2 separate regions of the Homo sapiens genome follow, and region 1 is linked to region 2. A link is a loop called in an ENCODE intact Hi-C map of the cell type or tissue named here. Cell type or tissue: PC-3. All regions are shown on one strand. Region 1 overlaps SLC9A6 (solute carrier family 9 member A6). Region 2 has its middle 34 kb from the start of FHL1.

The links. A loop is a pair of places that touch in the nucleus more often than their neighbours do. Peaks named below come from ENCODE experiments on the same cell type or tissue, not always from the same donor. Only the 100,000 strongest peaks of a DNase experiment are listed, where the experiment ranks them.
Region 1: a loop joins it to region 2, with 4 times the contacts of the local background. A loop is called at or near these places in 34 of 110 quality-filtered maps.

The regions. Positions count from the first base shown.
Region 1 is chrX:136,045,526-136,050,525 of GRCh38, reverse strand. It overlaps SLC9A6 (solute carrier family 9 member A6), which reads right to left. Exons shown (of 18, transcript NM_001379110.1): 18 at 3,257-5,000. Among named protein-coding and RNA genes, the nearest start is that of SLC9A6, 63 kb to the right of the region's middle. In PC-3, no CTCF peak of the experiment used is centred here; DNase peaks (open chromatin) are centred at 3,105 and 4,015; H3K4me3 peaks cover 1,665 bases; H3K27ac peaks cover 3,246 bases.
Region 2 is chrX:136,160,599-136,165,598 of GRCh38, reverse strand. It overlaps a transcript of FHL1 not described here. Among named protein-coding and RNA genes, the nearest start is that of FHL1, 34 kb to the left of the region's middle. In PC-3, a CTCF peak has its summit at 2,564; a DNase peak (open chromatin) is centred at 2,578; H3K27ac peaks cover 1,083 bases.

The DNA of each region.
Region 1 (5,000 bases), 120 kb after region 2:
CTGTTCTCTGCCTGGCTGGCTCTTTCAGGTCTTGGTTTTAATGTTACCCCTTAAGCAAGACCTCCTGAATGTCCCTCCTACAACCACCCTGCCTCCGCACACCCATCACCCTCTATCTCATTTCCTATTTGTCACTTACCCAACTTGAATGATTTTGTGTGTATGTTGATTTACGGTCTGCCTTCCCTGACTGGAATGTAAGCTCTATGAGGGCAGGGCACTATTGGCTCAGATTTTCTGTGGACAGTCCACCCACTGTAAGATGAGCACGTGAGGAAGCCACTGAAACAAAGCCAGTGTGCGCTTGGGTGCGTTCATAAAAGAATGATGGACTTCTGGAAGATGTCCTGAAGACAGAAAGGGAATGGGGTTGTTTTGCATGGGGACAGAAGGACTCAGGGAAGACATACCAGCTCCTTTCAAATGTCTGAAGGTGGCAACACAAAAGCAGGGAGTGAACTCGCCCTAAGAGATCCAGTGGGACAGAGGCGAGGGAGAGGATGCTGCGGGGGCAGATTTTGGTTCAAGATGCTCCTTGCTCTGCTTATGTAATTGTTGGATACTTACTGTCTTCCCCACTAACTTGTAAGTGCCGCAAGGGTGGCCTGTGTCTATGGTATTCCTCACTGTATGTAAACAGGATAGCACAGCATGTGGTGTGTTTGTCACTCAATAATGTTTTGACTGAATAAAGGTCGGGTGGAATATCAATGTTTGCTCTGCCTGGAATGATCCTTGTCCTCACCCTGCTTCACATGGCTGACCCTTGACTTACTTGAGGTCTAAATGTCACTTTATCAGGACAATCTTCCCCAGTCCCCTTATCACCAGATTACAGTACCCTCTCATACTGTCCTGCATTTTTTTTTTTTTTTTGAGACAGGCTCTCGCCCTGTTGCCTAGCCTGGAATGCAGTGGTGTGATCACAGCTCACTGTGGCTTTGACTTCCTGGGCCGAAGCAATCCTCCTTCCTCAACCTCCTGGGTTGAGTGTCTGGGACTACAGGTGCACACCATCACATCCAGCTAGCACTTATAATTTTTTTTTTTTTTGGATGGAGTCTTTTTCTGTCACCAGGCTGGAGTGCAGTGGCATAATCTCGGCTCACTGCAACCTCTGCCTCCCAGGTTCAAGCGATTCTCCTGCCTCAGCCTCCTGAGTAGCTGGGACTACAGGCGCACATCACCATGCCCAGCTAATTTTTGTATTTTTAGTAGAGACCAGGTTTCACCATGTTGGCCAGGATGGTCTCAATCTCTTGACCTCGTGATCCACCCACCTTGGCCTCCCAAAATGCTGGGATTACAGGCATGAGCCACCGCGCATAGCCACGATTCTTTTATTTGTTGATTACTTAAGATAGATATCGGCTGGGCGCGGTGGCTCATGCCTGTAATCCCAGCACTTTGGGAGGCCAAGGCGGGTGGATCGCCTGAGGTCAGGAGTTTGAGACCAGTCTGGCCAAAGTGGTGAAACCCCGTCTCTACTAAAAATACAAAAATTAGCCCGGCATGGTGGCCGGCATCTGTAATCCCAGCTACTCGGGAGGCTGAAGCAGGAGAATCACTTGAACCTGGGAGGCAGAGGTTGCAGTGAGCCGAGAACGTACCATTGCACTCCAGCCTGGGCGACAAGAGCGAAACGAGCGAAACTCCATCTCAAAACAAACAAACAAACAAAAAACCAAAAACAAAACAAAACATAAAAACAAGATATCCCCCCCTGCTAGAAGGCAAGAAGGCAATCAGTCTTTCCTGCATGAATGATTCCTAAGAACCCCATGAGATTGCTACATCTCCCGTAGAATACTCTCCATGAGAGCTGGAACTGTTTAGTTATTTGCTGCTATCTCTACTGTGTGTGGCACAAAGTAAGCACTCAGATATTTCTTGAATGAATTAACTTTACAGCTGAGAAAACTAAAAGGCTCAGTGAAGTAAGTGGTCAACATTACACAATAAGCAAGCAGCAGAGCCTGGGTTTGAACCCAGGTCTGTGTCACTCCAGAGCCTGGGCTTTTTCTACTATGCTTAACTGTGGGGATGCAAAGCCATTGTTCAGGACTGCAAACTCTGCTATAAAATCCGGGCCCCTTGGTGATAATGTTGGGAGGTAGAGCATGAAGAAATGCTGCTAGGCAGGCTGCTCGCCCATGGGCCCAACAAGACACTGGAGGGCCCTTTGCTATGAATGCGAGGACCCTCCCAACCAGGGAACGCCAACAAGACAGCCAAGAACACAGCAGCAAGTGGAGGCACAGAGCTGAGACTTCATGCCTTAGCCTGGCCTGATGACAAGCAGGTCGGGGGCAGCAGGCTAGAAAGCAATTCTGCAATTCCCTTCATCCTTCTGGTTACAATCAGGATGAATCAGCAGAGCCTGCCTTTGGGGCCAGCAAAATAGTAAGCATCTGGGCTTTGGAGTCAGACTTGACTTGGGTCCTGACTCTGCCACTTACTCGCTGTGTGACTTCTCTGCACCTCAGTTTCATCTGTATACTGAGGATGATAGAATGTGCCCTCAATGCATGATTATAGATTTTAAAATGCCTTGTATACACATGACCAGTACCCAAGAAGGGCTCAAAAATGAGAACTATTATTATCATTTCCAATTTATTTTCAAGCCTCACACTACATCATCTGTGTGGCGTACGTCCTGTCGGGGACTCTCATCTCATTATACTCCTGCATTGGGTCAGGTTAACAACTGTACCTGCTCAGATCTAATGTAGGGTTTTGTGTAGGGAATTAGAAAACATGGGTTCCTTCAAGAAAAGAGCCTGTTGTGTGTGGACCATCCCCCACCAATGTCTCTCACTGGGCCATAAACAAGGAAGCTGGAGTGGATGACAAGAAAACACAACAGACAGTGTGGTTGGTGCCATTGCTGGACTAGACAAACTTGCAGTCAGCAGACTCTAGCCTATAAAACTTCTCATGCACAGAGAGACGTGTCTTTAACTTGGAAGGAGGACTATTTGTATTTGTGTGATCATGCTTTTAGCCAAACTTGGAACTGCCTTCCTACCTAACTGGATATACTTGGAACTGCCTTCCCACCTAACTGGATATAGAATTCTCTTTCCCCATACCAGCATTTTTATAACATTATCCATTACTAAGCTAACAGGCTACAAATCAATGTAATAGAATTTGACAGCTTTGAGTCATATTTCCTAAAGAGTCCAATTGTGACCATAAGCAAATACATCCACCCTTACACATAAGCACCAAAAATTTGCCAACCCATAAGTTAAGTTCTGTTAGGTTTCTGTTTGTTTATTTGAAAACATTAGTCTTCCCCTTTTCCACTAGGTATATAGGTAGAAAAATAAATGAAGTCAGCACTCTTTACGTCTCACTAAAATAAACTGTGACTCAAATACTGTGAGTGGTTATTTGCAAGGCTATAACTTTTTTAATGACAGATTTTCCTAAAAGAAACCACTATAACATCTGTCCAAGTACTCCAGAGAAAACAAAAAATACATAAAGATTAAAAGTCTATTACTTTAACAGCACATTGCCAAACACGGACAACTAGGATAAATGCCAAGAAACCTTAAAAAATAACTTTAAAAGATGCAACGTTCAAGCCATTCAAACGCGTAGGTTCCACAAACAACAGGAAAACAAGTCCAAGAGCAGTTCTACTTGTGCATGATGGTAACTCAGACTGTACTTCATCAAAGTTCATTCAGGTGTTTCATAGGCGTCTGAGCAGAGTTTGTTTTTTCTTCCTTGCTTGGAGATGTGTACACAGATTAGAGGAGAGGAAAGTCTTCCAGATGCTGATGTAAGCACAGCAGGCTTGGTTCCCCTTGATAAAGTATGAAGGCAGATTTAGTTGACTCAAGCTTTATCAGTTTCCCTAGTGAAAAGTCTTATGCATGCTGAAATAGACGAGTTACTGAATTTGTCATGCGAAGTATTTACATAAAGTGAGGTCAGTAACCCGACAGAATAAAAAAGGTAGTTGTTAAATTATTGTATAACCTTTTACAACTTGAATAACTTTGTGGGTAAGTGACACTGACGTTCAAACTCCTCAAACATACATTAACAAGAAACTATTTACTGCGTGAAGAGGCACACATCATGTAAAACATACACGTCATGGGAGGGATTCCTGCATAGCAGGAAAGTCGCTACCACTACATAACAAATGGCTATGCCAACAGTCAAAGCTGCCACGAAAGGGTACAACATTAGAATTCCCCTAAAATCTCAAGGAGTGTTTGCAATAGCACAGATAGATGCCTTTCGGAGAGTAAGTACATGTTTTGTTCAGAAGGGTATTTTTCACTGGAAAATCTGAACATCATGTAAATAAATCAATGTTCTAACTGGATAAGATTTAAGGCAATGCTACTCAGACCTGAGGGAAAAAAAATCCAAAAAAGTTTGTTTTTCTTCTGAATCATGAACAGGTCAAAATCAACATCAAAAAGCATTCTTCCAAGCATTCAATGCATCTTTAGGTATTATCAGCATTACAAAATAGAATCTACTTTCATACTCCAAATATGAAATGAGAAATTGTTCTGTGCTCTTCCTTGAGAACTGTAAAAAAAAAAATGCATGGCAGCTTAGGTAATTAATATTAAAACGTACCATGAAAATGAAGACTACTACACCTGCTGCACACAAAGGAGCCACCCTGCTGCAATCAGTGCTCCAGAATATTCGATTTCTCTTATGACTGACTTTGGTGCAGTGTGGAACGATCGTGGGTTCATAAATTAACTGTTGACATTAACTACAGACTAACAAATGATGATTAGACACAGTAAGTTCAAAAATTTTACATTTTGCTCCTGTTTGGCTGCTAAAGAGCAGCAATTTAAATCGATATAAAAACTTCTGACGACAAAGCCTGCTATACAGATAAAGTACATAATCAAAAATTAAGCAGCAATTAAATTTCTTATTTAAACTTATCTGGTATAGAATATTTACACATTTGGGAAGAGAGATCTCTGAAACCACCATTCTCT
Region 2 (5,000 bases):
GTAACGATTCCTTAATCACAGCCTTCAGAATATTCTCTCCCACCCAAGAAATCAAAGAACAGTGAATTCCAAACATCTTCTTAATTAGGTACACTTGTGATGAGACTGGGTGGCACAGACTTCTCATTTACCTCACTTTTATTCAAATACTTATGCTACTATAGAGGTCAGAAACATCGGCATGTGCACCATTAAAAACACATTTTAAATGTTTACCATAAAAGGCAATGATAAATACAACTGAGGTAGCCACTGGCTCATTTTCTTTAACAAAAGAACTGGTAAACTGGCTCTCATTCGGCAAAATAATTTATTGGAAATAAGCAGTACAGATTAAAGATGCCTCATTTTTAATAATTCCAACATAATTAAGATCTACAACATAACCAAATCTTTAACAGTATATTCATTTAATAAACAAGCAAAAACTGGAAGGATATTACCAGTTATAGAAATATAATAAAGTCCAGTTTTGTGTCCTTATATTTAGTACAGAGTATTATCTGGTGATATCCTCTATATACTCTGGAAGATCATTTATTCTACACGTTTCTATATTTATTTTATATGATACAATCATAATATTCCTCACAATTTGCAAAGAGAGGAATTATCCCTATCCAGTTTGGGAAAAGATGGGTTATATTTTTAAAAGTTATCTACCAGATATACTAAAAATTTCAAGTTATGATTAGTCCAGATTTTTCTGCAGATTTTTGCACTTCTTTCAAAAACTAAAGTGCACACATTTACCAAAGTTGGAGTAGTGAGTCATTTTTAACTTTGCATAGGAATATATGCAACTTTGCATAGGAATATATGCAACCCTGTAAAATACTGAGTCTGCTTTCATAGATTTTCAAATTAGTAAATAAAAGGTGTCTTTCCTTCCAGATGTGGCATGACCTAGAAACTAACAAAAGGTCCCACCATGCCCTAAATAAATACCAAGGAGCTCTTTCTGTGAGCCATTTCTGGATGCAAATTTGAATAATTTTTGGTCATAAAGGAAGAATAAGTATATTGGGGAAAAACATAAAGGGACAAATATATTTATTTTTTAACTGGAATATTAAAACCTTAAGAATACTTATGAATAAAAAAGCCATCGAAAATAGAATAGAGGCAAGGAGCAGTGATGCACGCCTGTAATCCCAGCACTTTGGGAGGTCGAGACCAGCCTGGCCAACATGGTGAAGCCCCATCTCTACTGAAAATACAAAAATGAGCCAGACATGGTGGTGCGTGCCTGTAATTCCAGCTACTTGGGAGGCCGAGACACGAGAATCACTTGAATCCAGGAGGCAGAGGTTGCAGTGAGCCGAGATTGCACCACTGTACTCCAACCTGGGCAAAAGAGCAAGACTGTGTCTCAAAAAAAAAAAAATAGAGTACACTACAGTTATCAAGCACAAAGAACAAATTGGAACAAAGGAAAAACACAAGTCAAATGGCAAAATCTAGCAAGAAAAATGGAGCAGCAAATATTTGCTGAAGTCAAAAGGTAAAAACCTTGAAATTCTTGTCCTTTGCCCTAATGTTCAATGGTATTTTTGTTTTGTTTTAAAAATATGAAGACTGATGTCCTCTCAATGACTATTACAGCAGCTCCCAAATAAAACAAATGATAAAATAAAAACTCACTTAATTGACTGATAGGCTTGAATTACTCATTGCCAAGTCTACAACTTTCCCACAACTCCAAGCATTCTTTCCTTAAAAGAAAAACAGCATTTTTTCCCTCTGACATGATGACCATGAGTAGCTTTTGAGGTGACTGTAATTCTGTATTTTTCTATAACTTGCTGTGGGTCACCTCCGCATTATAACTCCTAAATCAAAGCAACAAAAAACAAAGAATTGTACAGATCCATACATGACAATTTTGCCAGATGCATCTAGAGAGCACTGGCCCTCCCAGAAGTCTGAGAGGTACTCCTGAACCAAAGACATTCTAACATTGCTGTCACCCCAGCAACCATCGCCAAACCCTGCCCATTTTTCCTGCAAAAGAGCTTTCATACATTTTCTTCCTTATAATTTCATTTCTAAGGTCCTAATTTGGCCCATTATCACTTCACACCAGACTATTTCATCAGATTTCTTAACTATGGGTATGCCCTCTTCTTCACATAGCTAGCATCAGAATCATCTCTCAAATGTTCCACCTCGGATGTATCACTCCCATTGCCAAAAACCTTTCTCCATTGTAATCTAAAGGCCAAGTTTCTTTGAGTGAAATTCAAGCCTCTGGCTTTGGCTGACTCCCTGCATCTGACGTTCATTGCAGCTAGAGAATGACAGAAGTCTTGGTTCATGCCACTTTCCCCTAAACCAGTGATTCTCAAAATTGGCGGCACCTGGAGAGCCAAAGCAACTAGTGATGCCTGGGTGCCTGCTACGGTTTTCATGTGTCCAAGATTCAGGTGTTGAATCTTAATGGACAATGTGATGGTATTGAGAGGTGGGGCCTCTAAGAGGTGGGGTGATTAAACCGGGAGAGCTCCTCCCTGGTGGATGGGATTAAAGCTTCAACAGAGCCTTTGGCTCTCTTGCCCTTCTGCCTTCCGCCACATGAGGGCAGGGCGTTCCTCCCCTCTGGAGGCTGGAGAACTAAAGTGTCATCTTGGAAGCAGAGAGCAGCCCTTAACAATCGAACCTGTTTGCACCTTGATCTTGGGACTTCCCAGTCTCCAGAACCGTGAGAAATAGATTTCTGTTCTTTATAAGGTATCCAGTCTCAGATATTCTGTTACAGCAGCACAAACAAAGTCAGCGCCCCACCCCCAACAAAGTTCCCCCAGATGAATCTATTGTATGGCAGAGGCTGAGAACCACTGACCCAAATTCCTATAGCCTGTAATTGTCAGACTTTATTGTGCCTCAAAATCTCCTGAGAGAGGACCTTGTTAGGACACAGATGGCGGGGCCCCATCCCCAGCGTTTCTGATTCCCTAGGTCTGGAGTGGGGCCCATGAAAGTTGCATTTCTAACAAGCTCCCAGGTGATAGCTCACTGCAGCCTCCTGGGCCCATGTGATCCTCCCACCTCAGCCTCCTGAGAAACAGGGACTACAAACACACATCACCTCACCAGGCTAATGTTTTGTATTTTTTGTAGAGACAGAGTCTCACCATGTTGCCCAGGCTGGTCTGGAACTCCTGGGCTCAAGCTTCCGTTTTCCAGAATCTCTTCCACATTTATGAATCAATCTACAGAATATCTTAGAGATGATCTCGTTCATTTGCCTTTTTATAAACTGAGACCCAGAGTGGGGAGATGATTTGCCCAGAGTTTCCAATGCTTAGTGGCAGAACTCAGGCTAGGATTCAAAACTCCTGACTCTCTCCCCACACCCTATGCAGTTCAATACTCTTTCCACCACATCCTTCATGTGTCTTTAACAGCTTCTCCAATTAGAATGGGCGTTCTTTGCTTGAAGAGATCGCTAGTACTTTTTTTTTTTTTTTTTTTTTGAGACAGGGTCTCTCTCTGTCGCCCAGGCTGGAGTGGAGTGGCACAATCTCATCTCACTGCCACCTCCATATCCCAGGTTCAAGTGATCCTCCTGCCTCAGCCTCCTGAGTAGCTGGGACCACAGGCAGATGCCACCACACCCAGCTAATGTTTGTATTTTTAGTAGAAACGGGGTTTCACCATATTGTCCATGCTGGTCTCAAACTCCTGACCTCAAGTGATCCGCCTGCCTCGGCCTCCCAAAGTGCTGGGATTACAGGCATGAGCCACCACGCCCGGCCTTGAAGAGATCACTGTTGTTTTAAGGCTCCCCACAGCATCTAGCAAACCTAGCCAAGTGCCTTCTCCTTAGAGTAAGCACTGGATAAATATTTTTTTATTTCATCTTACTAAGTACTCAGCCCCATACTTTTCCTAAATTGGCATTGGCGCTCCATGAACTGTTTCCTTACAATTCAGCAACTGGGCAGCTCTGCTCCCATCAATTAGCCCTGGAGCAAATCCTTCATATCAGCACGCATGTGGCCATTATCTGCTATGGGGATAATCATGAACACATAAGGAAAATTTAGGGGGGTTTTAAAAGTTGCAGGAATAACTAAGTTTGTAAGGTGACAAAATTCAACTTTCAAATTGTATGTCAGAAAACGTTTACAAAATACCCTAAGTCTCATTTAATACCCAACAAACCACTGCAGCAGTAACAATCAGGCAGTCCAAGAATTATAAAGTATGTTGCTCTGGTACTTTGAATACTTAAGCCAATTATTTTCATGCTGAGGCTCTCCTGGTTCCTTAACAGAAAATTCAAAAGTAACTGGATTAAGGATAAAGAGAAGACAGAATGAGGGGAAGACAAAGAGGAGCCAATAGGTGGCAAGAAGCAGGTGGGTGAGCAGCAAGGGGGCAAAAGGATGCTGTCACATGCCTGTCCCACAAGCCGCTGCCACTATACCTCCCCAATCCTTCCAGATACTCACAGTAGTTAGGGAGCATGACTACACTAGGCCTAATGACGAACCCAGCCTGTCTATATCTGGGAAACAAACATATTATGATTGGGTTAGATGGTGACTTTTGCCATTTTTCCAATCAACATGAATTGCAGTAAAGTCACGTCAGCTGCAGGATTTGGTGTCGATTGTGAAGCTGACTGAAAGAAATCCAGTGGCAGTAGCTCACTACTGGCATCAAGTGACCATTTAGCCTGGCCACTGAACTGGAATCCTAGCTTCCATCATGAAATGGGACTTGAGGGAGAGGTTATTTTTATCCTCTTTCTCCCCTTCCTCATCAAAATCTGCTTTTAACAGGTGGTACCACATATATAGTCAATTCAGGCAACCAATGAAATTAAGAAAAATAAAATTCTGTCTAACAATAGATGTAACAATGAGGACACCTAACAGATCTGTACACAAAGAATTATTTCCAATATACAAAATAAAGTTTAATAAGCTAAACAAGCCATGAGTTTGAGACCAGCCTGGACAATATAGCGAGACCCTGCCTCTACGAAACTA